Linked DNA regions of Homo sapiens: region 1 is linked to region 2. Evidence: read pairs that join two places in POLR2A ChIA-PET (ENCODE). Cell type or tissue: PC-3. All regions are shown on one strand. Each heading gives the region's core, and the rest is flanking DNA. Links, peaks and the distances in the headings are about the cores only.

Region 1 (5,334 bases), core at 335-5,334, 67 kb after region 2:
CAAGATGTAGGTAGTAATTGCTAAATAACATGCTAATTTTAGAAATAAAAATTACAGTGAAGGCAAATATCTAAAATGGACCATAAAAATTGATCAGTAACTGAGACTGAAAGCAGCACTGCCAAGTCACAATAGGATCCTGAATTATACTTAATCTGGTTCTGTGTCTGTAATACAGACCATCTTTTTTTTTTTTTAATGTCACTTTGAATACGTTGAAGTCAGGTAAATTCTAGAAAATAAACGAGTACTAAAAAAACAAAAACAAAACCAAAGGATAATTAGGATAATGCCTTTATTAACGAGAATGAAACGTTCATTCCTCCTTCCACTCCTTCTCGTTGGTTTTCTGGACACAGCTCACCTGATCCTGCTAATTAAAGGGTATGATTACTCCAAAGGATACAAGAATCAGAGTTACCAAATTCTCAAACATAACATTATATAACTGTCAAGTGAACTAATACCAAAGAAATCTTATTAATCGGCCTGGCGCAGTGGCTCACGCCTGCAATCCCAGCACTTTGGGAGGCCAAGGAGGGCGGATCACAGGGTCAGGAGATCAAGACCACCCTGGCTAACATGGTGAAACTCTGTCTCTACTAAAAAATACAAAAAAAAATTAGCCAGGCGTGTGTGGCGGGCGCCTGCAGTCCCAGCTACTCGGGAGGCTGAGGCAGGAGAATGGCGTGAACCCAGGAGGCGGAGCTTGCGGTGAGCCAAGACTGTGCACCACTGCTCCAGCCTGGGCGACAGAGCAAGACTCCGTCTCAAAAAAAAAAAAAAAAATCTTTTAATGAATGAAAGAACATGGCATTAATTGTAATTAACAGGCAGGGCGGAGTGGCTCAAGCCTGTAATCCCAGCACTTTGGGAGGCCAAGGTGGACAGATCACCTGAGGTCAGGAGTTTGAGACCAGCCTGACCAACATGGTCAAACCCTGTCTCTACTAAAAATACAAAATGAGCCGGGCGTGGCAGAACATGCCTGTAATCCCAGCTACTTGGAAGGCTGAGGCAGGAGAATCGCTTGAACCCAGGAGGTGGAGGTTGCAGTGAGTCAAAATCATGCCAGTGCACTACAGCCTGGGCAAAAGGAGCGAAACTCCATCTCAAAAAATAAAAAATTAATGGTTCCCACATTAGTATTGTTATTTTTGTACCACCCAAGGGCCTTTCTGAAGACAGTTTAACAGACTAAGAATCATTTAACTTACCTAGAAACGTTGTCAGTCTGCTTGTGGCTTCCCTCCTTGATTGACTCACGCTGTGTGATGTCTTGAGAAGTATCTATCCACCTGTAACAAAAAATGTTAACTTGCTCACTGCAGCCTCAACCTCCCAGGATCAAGCGATCCCTCCCACCTCAGCCTCCAAGGGAGCTGGGACCACAGGCACACACCACCACACCTGGCTATATTTTTTTCTGTAGAGACATGGTCTCACTATTTTGCCCAGGCTGGGCTCAAGCAATCCTCCCACTTCTGCCTCCCAAAGTGCTAGGAATATAGGTGTAAAGCCACCATGCCTGACCTTCTCCTACATTTTCTTAAGTAAAAAAAGAATCATGGAGTTTTAGATGGAGTCTAAAATTGAATTGAATATTGACAATATGGCCTATTCCCCTTAAGTCAAGTTTTCTTTTCTGTTCTTCTATGACCGTTATATAACCATCCACTTTTTAAAAATTCTATTGTTTGACATTTTTATAATGCCTCTCACTTGCTTTCTCACATACATCCCTAATTTCCAAACAAAAATAAAGGGATATTATCTTAGAAACGGTAAACATCTCAAATATCGAAGTTTCACTCCACATATCTAAATGAAATTATTTAAATCAAACTCAAAAGCCTGTAGGGGTTAAGATTTCTAAAGGAAACTTACTTCATGTGAATGAGCACTCCAATATCAGCCAACATCAATCATTCTTACCTAAAGAATAATAAGAAAAAGTTAATATAAAAGACAAGGGTATAAAATAAAGGTTTGAAAATGCTAGTCAACTTCAAAATTTAAAGAGTAAAAATCCAGAGATAAAGATTGGGGGTAAGTTACAGCATAAAAAAATAGGAAGAAACTTCATGGTGGGGGGGAAATCTAAAATTATTCTTACATAAAATAAGTAGACACCTGAATTAGAATGAAAACTGTATTTTCTTTAAAATGTAAAAGCCTGACTCTCAGTTTCACCAGTCTGAGCACAAGTTTGACTGCAACCCAAAATATACTATCCCTTATGTGAAGGTATGTGACAACGTTGACCTCACCAAATGAGTTTTAACATCAGCTCTTTTTTCATATGAAAGCACATACCCTGCTCCCCATTCAAGTATGTCTTCCATTGTCAGGCAGGCTGACCACCTTCAGCAGGAGTCCTCCAAGAGTGCCCAACTCCCCTTCCCACAGTACACAACGCTGTAGTTGTTGTCCTGCAATCCTTTGTATTTACCTCATTCTTTCCCATCTAAGTCCTCACTGAGTTTTAAAGTTAGGGCTGGAAAAGCTATGCCTTACTGGGACAGCAAGGAACCAATTTTTTTCTGAGGGAGAAGACATTCACCTTCACTATATGCCTGGCAGGGCCACAGTGCACAAAACAAAGATCAGCCTTCATTCAAGTTCCAGGTTTTTCTTCCTCCCTGAATGATTACTGCAAAGGGTATATGAAGTAAGAGTTCCCTGTTGCACATGTACCATCCATAAGGGATACTATATCGTTTTGCATTCTTCCCCCCATTCTCCACATTGTCCTATCTTAAGTCCAAGCCCTTTTCACTCTCAAAAAAAAAAAAAAAAATATTTTTTTCAGCACTGGTGTTCAAAAGCAACGTTTTTATGGTTAATGGTTTACCAGCAACTGTTGAGATTTCCAGTTGAGTCTTAAAAATTGCCAATCATTATCTAGCAGCAATGACAGATGATTAGGAGCAGTCAAATCCTCTGAATTCTTTCCCTAATAGGCAGCCATTTGAGAACTGCACTAGCTGACATCACTAAAACATTATCAGCTAAAGCCAAAACCAAATAAAGGCCCAGACCAACATCCTGGCTCTCTAAAACCTGTCCAAAATCATTAAGTGAAAGGCAGTAAATGCAGGACTGTGGATCATGTCACTGCAGCTGACAATGATTAACAATAGGAGACATGCAACCCCCATTAAGGTTAAAAGTCCAAAACTAGTCACACGCATCTCTTTATTGGGGAAAAGTGAGACTATTATGCATTCTTGGTAGGTTTGCAACCTTGCATGAAGAGCACCCATTGCATTTCTTTCATCTTTCAGAAAGCACCGGTATCTGTTCCAAGGGCCTAACAGTACGAAAATACATTCTGGCATCACACCTCTGAACCCAAGACTGTTCTCATTAAAAATAATTTTGGTTTGTAACAAAATTATGAAATACAATGCAAGCACCTCGGTATAGCATTATTACTGAAACCACTTAATTCCCAGCTTTTTGAGTTTTTTAAAAAAACCCACTGCACTAAGATTCACAATTCATTGCTACATACAAATTAAAGCTAGTAAGAACACACTAACGTCACAAGTTTCTCATTCTAAAGTGCAAAAGCCTAATCATCTGAAAGTGAACAGGGTAAGGCAAAATTAACCCCCCACCCCAATAAAGTTCCTGAAGTCCATATATTATATACCAAGTACATTCTCTAAAAATTGTTACTGACTGGTAAGAAATAGACCTGAGTTTTTATTTCTAACACCCAATCACTAAACCACGGCAGCAAGCACTGGCCACCGATTTAATGGATTACGACACAGGAAACCCCATCAGGGTTCTATGTAATTTAGTGATACTCATGTCACTAATATTGAGCATTATACTTGATCTGCATTATATTGTTGATATGCAGAGGCTAAACTAGTCATCATTTGCTCTTTCATCTATCAGTAGAGTCCAAAGTTGTTTGCTTGAATGGACTACATGTTAAAGTACAAGTCTGTCCCCACCTTGTGAATTGCTTGCCAACGAGCAAGCTTTTTCTTGATACACAGAAGAAAAGTCTCATAGTCATGAAGTTTTCATCAGCATTTATGCAAAGTAAACCACTTTCCAGTTACAGAGCAGAAACATTATACATGAAAACTGTCTCTCATGCATGCTAGCTAAAACCAGTTCAGAGACCAAGAAGTTGAAGTGAGGTCTGGAACAACAGTTGATGCAAAGTCCTAAGCAACAAAAGTTGTGCTTTTGAAGACTTAGGTTTTCTTGTAAACATTTTGGACTATAACATCACATCCCTAAAGCTAAGGGAACCAAATTCAAAAAGCTACTCTGAACATATGCAGTCATCCTACAGAAACGACGATGTCTTATGATTGGGAATGATTCCCAACATGTATTCGACTGTAGTCAAGTCAATGTTCCACACCACCTTCCCCCAGGTTTAGAGTATAGACACATTTAGACAAGTCCCATAACTTGAACTATTCACATTAGATTCCCATCTAAGCCCAAGTTAGTAACAATGGTGTTTTCATGAAGCCCATGTTTTTAAAAATTTTAAATCGCATTACAAAAAAACCTGTACTTTTAGTTCAACTCAACTTGTAGAATTACCAAGATTGCATAATGAAATTACTGATATTGCCGATCTATGGGCAGGTCAGTTTGCTACAATAGAGACTAATTATCACATGCTATACGGTCCATGTCAAGGTGCTAAAAGCACCCTAGTTCCCAAGTATAGTTTAGTTCCCTCTCCCCCACACCACTGATGTGTTCCATGTTATCTTCAGTTACAATGCAACTAAAGGAAACCACACAACTGAGTCAGATATACCAAAGAATCAAGTTTGCACTTTTTATCTGAGAACTGCAACAGCACTGAATTCTGCCTGACAAATTACAGCTCTAACCCCACACCCACACAGTTTTGATGTAAGCTAGCTTTACCATACAAGTGTTAGGTGCTGCACTGTAATTTCATTGTCAGAAATGTGATGCCAGAATGCCCACGGAATAAAAGTACATACAAGTCACCAAGTTAGATTATATTGCTTGTTACCTACCTGTATGCAGTCGGCAATGAGAATCTTGGAGCAAGCAGGAATACTACATCCGGGTCCTAATGTCCATTGCCATTTGCGGTACTACGTTCCTCACAGTTACGCACTGCAGAAATGCTGGCTAAATGCAGTTATGTAGCAGGCCACTACTTTAATAGTGCATAATTGCAGTCCAAGAACACCAGAAAACATTCCGCCACAACTTAGTGGCTTGCCCAAGAAAAGCCAAGTATCTAAATTTTAATCTGCCATAATATGCCACTTAAAAATTGCACAGGCGTAACATTACAATTTCCCCATTTTT
Region 2 (5,390 bases), core at 146-5,145:
CAATGGCATGATCTCGGCTCACTGCAACCTCTGTCTTCCTGGGCTCAAGTGATCCTTCCCACCTCAGCCTCACAAGTAAATGGGACTACAGGCGCACGCCACCACACTAGGCTAATTTTTTATTTTTATTTATTTATTTATTAGAGATGAGGTATCACTATTTTACCAGTCTGGTCTCAAACTCCTGGGTTCAAGTGATCCCCCCGCCTCAACCTCTGAAAGTTGAGATTACAGGCGTGAGCCACTGTGCCTAGGCTCTGACATATTCTGAAATCCAGGAATATTGGTTCCTGTTTGACTAGAAAGAATAGGTGGTGAGCATAATCTTTACAGTAATGCCTGCCTTTCAAAGTTTATATCCTTTCTTTTGCATGGTTACTACTTACTGAACTCACAGTACTCTATACTTTCTATTGCTTGTATGCTGCTTTCTTACAATATGCTTGTAATTTTTACCATGAAGTTAGCCTAGAAAAACAGTGATTCCCACAGTATCTTGTAAGGTATTTAAGTTAAGCACTCCTTCCTGGCTCCTCCTCAGCATCGGTAGACATCTTCCCAAGTTAATTCCCAAGCTACCATTGAGGACAGATCTATAACTATATAAGGCCTTTGTTTATCCAGTAGGCTTTGACTGCCTGAAATGAACTTCTGTGACCACTTTCTTCATTGCTTTTTTTTTTTTCCCTTGAAAAGGAGTTTCACTCTTGTTGCCCAGGCTGGAGTGCAGTGTCACAATCTCAGCTCACTGCAACCTCTGCCACCCAGGTTCAAGTGATTCTCCTGCCTCAGCCTCCTGAGTAACTGTGATTACAGGCGCTCGCCACTACACCTAGCTAATTTTTTGTATTTTTAGTAGAGACGGGATTTCACTATGTTGGCCAGGCTGGTCTCGAACTCCTGACCTCAGGTGATCTGCCTGCTTTGGCCTCCCAAAGTGCTGGGATTACATGCATGAGCCACTGCACCTGGCCTTACTGCTTTCATAGGTATTATTATTATTGCTGTTAAATATATCTGATAAATAATAAAAATCATTTTCAGATTTGCCAATATTCTTTTAGTTATTGCAATCTGTAGTGTCTTTTTAAGAAAATGTAAAAACTGTCTTAATTGTTATTCTTTTTAATATTCCAACTAAAAGCAGTGGTAATAGGTTCTTCTTCATTAACAACATATCATATACCAGGAATATGAATATTATTTTAATCTCTAAACAGAAACCTGCCAAACCACTTATATCTGTTCCTTGCAAACCATTGAAGCCCTCAGATGAAATGATTGAGACTACGAGTGATTTGGGGAAGACAGAGCTTTTCTGCTCTATTAATTGTTTCTCTGCATACAGTAAAGCTAAGATGGAATCTTCTTCAGGTAATGTTTGTTTAGCAATTGTAGGGGTTTAGTAATTATTAATAAATAATATTATTTGACTTTAATTTATAACCTTGATTCATTTTCAAATTAAACCGACTTTTAAAAGTCAAAACAATCTAAACTTGTTGCAAAGAACTGTTTTTCAGTATTTTTGTATAAAAGGAAGGCTACTTTACCACCAGAGATTTAATATTTGTAGGCCAAGCACGGTGGCTCATGCCTGTATTCCCAGCACTTTGGGAGGCCAAAGTGGGCAGATCGCCTGAGGTCAGGAGTTTGAGACCAGCCTGGGCAACATGTTGAAACCCCGTCTCTACTAAAAATACAAAAAAAATTAGCTGGGCGTGTTGGTGGGTCCCTGTAGTCCCAGCTACTTAGGAGGCTGAGACAGGAGAATCATTTGAACCTGGGTGGTGGAGGTTGCAGTGAGCCGAGATCGCACCATTGCACTCCAGTCTGGGTGACAGAGTGAGACTCCATCTCAAAAATAATAATAATAAAAATTAAAAGATACATGTCTTTTTTTAGATTATTTAGTAAATGAATATATGTATGTTTACATCAATATATATTGAGCACCTACTGCAAAACATGGTACATAGGAGGCACTTGGTCAATATAGAGTTTAATACATTTACAAGACTGCTTTTATTAGAATATAGAATGTTTTACTTAGCCCTGTTTTGTAAAAACAAGTTTTCATTACATTTTTCACATGAAATAGAAGTGATTGTAAATGCTTTAAGACTCAATAATAAAAAAGCACAAATAATCTGAGCCAACTAAGTATTCCATCAAAAAGCCTCATGTAGGACCAGTGGTGCTATTTACATAGACCATAGAGTGACTAATGCCTCTGGGATTTGTAAGTCATACAAACTGGCTTGTTACAGAAATTTCTGCAATAGTGGCTTGGGCACCAACCTAGCGCTCCATTGATGTTAAGGTTTATGAATCCTGGAAGAGTTTGAAATAGATGCCCATTAGGAGATTCAATCAGAATCTCTTTTCTTCATGAGTAATTTCACAGAAAAATTTGCTCATAATTTTAAACAAATTCTTTAAAAGGACTGGGAAATTGTGTACAAAGGTAAAAGACATAAAATGTTGGAGAAGTGTAAATTTTCAGTGTAATGTTGTAATTATAAATACGATACTAAAGAACCTGGCTATTCCTAAGCCCTAATAAAAATTACTTCAGTACCTACCAATTCCTTAAGCTATTAGATGCTTGCATTATTTCTTTAAACAGTATTACTAAACAGTACTTTCTGATGATTGATTTTGCCTTGTTTATAAGAAATCTTTTTATTGTTGTCAGTAAGTGTTGTTTCTGTGGTGCATGATACTTCAACAGAGCTTCTTTCTCCAAAGAAAGATACGACTCCAGTTATAAGCAATATAGTGTCATTGGCAGACACCGATGTTGCCTTGCCCATCATGAACACTGATGTCTTACAAGGTAAAAGTTGATGTTAAGATATTTGACATAAATATTGTTTTGTCATACTTGATAAATCTGTCTATATGCTAAATTTTCTTTTTGTTTCTTATATGAAATAAGCAAATATAGTTTATGATGCTATTTTATAGGTTATAGTATATAAGATCTTGAATTTATGCTCTATTTTAACAGATACAGTTTCTTCAGTAACAGCAACAGCAGATGTCATTGTGGATGTAAGTTTTAACTTTTTTTACCACTGTCTTTTTTTAATAAGCAGATTTTTGTTGTTGTTGTTGTTGAGACAGAGTCTCGCTCTGCCACCCAAGCTGGAGTGCAGTGGCGTGATCTCAGCTCACTGCAACCTTTGCCTCCTGGGTTCAAGCGATTCTCCTGCCTCAGCCTCCTGAGTAGCTGGGATTACCAGCGCCTGCTACCATGCCCAGTTAATTTTTGTATTTTTAGTAGAGAAGGGGTTTCACCATGTTGGCCAACCTGGTCTCGAACTGCTGGCCTCAGGTGATCCGCCCACCTTGGCCTCCCAAAGTGCTGGGATTACAGGCATGAGCCACCACACCTGGCCCAGATTTTTTATATATATATATAATATATACTATAATATATAAAAATATAAATATATAATATAAATATATTATAATATATTGTATATAATATAAATATATTATAATGTATATTTATTATATATTATATTTATATATTTAATATATATTTTATGTATTATGTATTCATATATGGGGTGTGTGTGTATGTTTGTAGATTGTTTAAACAGAAGTATTTTTTTCCTCTGGGTTCTTCTTTTAAAAAAATACTACACAATTTGAGTCATCTGAGCAATAAAAATTATTTTTATGACAATTACATACCAAAAGGTCCTTCAAACATTTAATGCTGAATCTAGATTGCAAATAAATAAGTTATACGTAATTGTTAACGTTTCCCCCTAGTGGAGCTCATACTGTAACTCAGCCATTTATTTTACTATGTTATTAGAGTAGATATATTTGATATTTTAATTAATTTTTGAAAACTGTTAAATGTTCTTTTCTCATTTTCTCCCAAAGCTTTCTAAGAGTTCACCTAGTGAACCCAGTAATGCTGTTGCTAGTAGTAGTACGGAACAGCCAAGCGTTTCACCATCTTCATCAGTATTCAGTCAGCATGCAATTGGTTCCAGTACAGAAGTACAAAAAGACAATATGAAATCTATGAAAATAAGTGATGAACTATGTCACCCAAAATGTACATCCAAAGTACAAAAAGTTAAAGGTAAATCACGAAGTATTAAAAAATCTTGTTGTGCAGATTTTGAGTGTTTGGAAAACAGTAAAAAAGATGTGGCATTCTGTTATTCATGCCAGTTGTTCTGCCAAAAATATTTTAGCTGTGGAAGAGAGTCATTTGCAACCCACGGAACTTCTAATTGGAAAAAAACCCTGGAAAAATTCAGAAAGCATGAAAAAAGTGAAATGCATTTGAAGTCATTGGAATTTTGGAGAGAATACCAATTTTGTGATGGAGCTGTCAGTGACGATTTATCTATTCATTCGAAACAGATTGAGGGAAATAAAAAGTACCTAAAGCTTATAATTGAAAATATTTTATTTCTTGGAAAGCAGTGTTTACCCTTAAGAGGAAACGACCAGTCAGTTTCATCTGTGAATAAAGGCAATTTTTTAGAATTGTTAGAAATGAGAGCAAAAGATAAAGGAGAAGAAACATTTCGACTTATGAATTCACAAGTTGACTTCTATAACAGTACACAAATTCAAAGTGATATTATCGAAATAATAAAGACTGAAATGTTGCAGGATATTGTGAATGAGATCAATGACTCCTCAGCATTTTCAATCATATGTGATGAGACAATCAATAGTGCCATGAAAGAACAGCTTTCAATTTGTGTAAGATACCCACAAAAATCATCAAAGGCTATCTTAATTAAGGAAAGATTCTTGGGTTTTGTTGATACTGAGGAGATGACTGGGACCCACTTACATAGGACTATCAAAACTTATCTGCAGCAAATTGGAGTTGATATGGATAAAATACATGGCCAGGCCTATGATAGCACCACTAATTTGAAGATAAAATTTAATAAAATAGCAGCAGAATTCAAGAAAGAAGAACCAAGAGCTTTATACATACATTGTTATGCACACTTTTTGGATTTATCAATAATTAGGTTTTGTAAAGAAGTAAAAGAACTCCGAAGTGCTCTAAAAACTCTCAGTTCTTTGTTCAACACTATTTGTATGTCTGGGGAAATGTTGGCAAATTTTCGAAACATTTATAGGCTAAGTCAAAACAAAACATGCAAGAAACATATATCACAATCATGTTGGACAGTCCATGATCGTACATTACTATCTGTGATTGACAGTCTTCCAGAGATTATTGAAACATTGGAAGTTATAGCAAGCCATTCTTCAAATACAAGTTTCGCCGATGAATTGAGTCATTTGCTGACATTGGTTTCCAAATTTGAATTTGTCTTTTGTTTGAAATTCCTGTATCGAGTGCTGAGTGTTACAGGAATTCTTTCCAAAGA

The links. ChIA-PET counts read pairs that join two places held together with the same protein. Peaks named below come from ENCODE experiments on the same cell type or tissue, not always from the same donor. Only the 100,000 strongest peaks of a DNase experiment are listed, where the experiment ranks them.
Region 1: POLR2A ChIA-PET joins it to region 2 with 7 read pairs; 5 of 35 experiments call an interaction of 5 or more read pairs at or near these places.

The regions. Positions count from the first base shown.
Region 1 is chr1:35,176,102-35,181,435 of GRCh38, forward strand. It overlaps a transcript of SFPQ not described here. Among named protein-coding and RNA genes, the nearest start is that of SFPQ, 14 kb to the right of the region's middle. In PC-3, for the core only: no CTCF peak of the experiment used is centred there; no DNase peak of the experiment used is centred there.
Region 2 is chr1:35,109,074-35,114,463 of GRCh38, forward strand. ZMYM1 (zinc finger MYM-type containing 1) reads left to right here. Exons shown (of 10, transcript NM_024772.5): 7 at 1,221-1,374; 8 at 2,699-2,839; 9 at 3,014-3,057; 10 at 3,904-5,390. Among named protein-coding and RNA genes, the nearest start is that of ZMYM1, 32 kb to the left of the region's middle. In PC-3, for the core only: CTCF peaks have their summits at 3,788 (motif pointing left) and 3,992; a DNase peak (open chromatin) is centred at 2,228.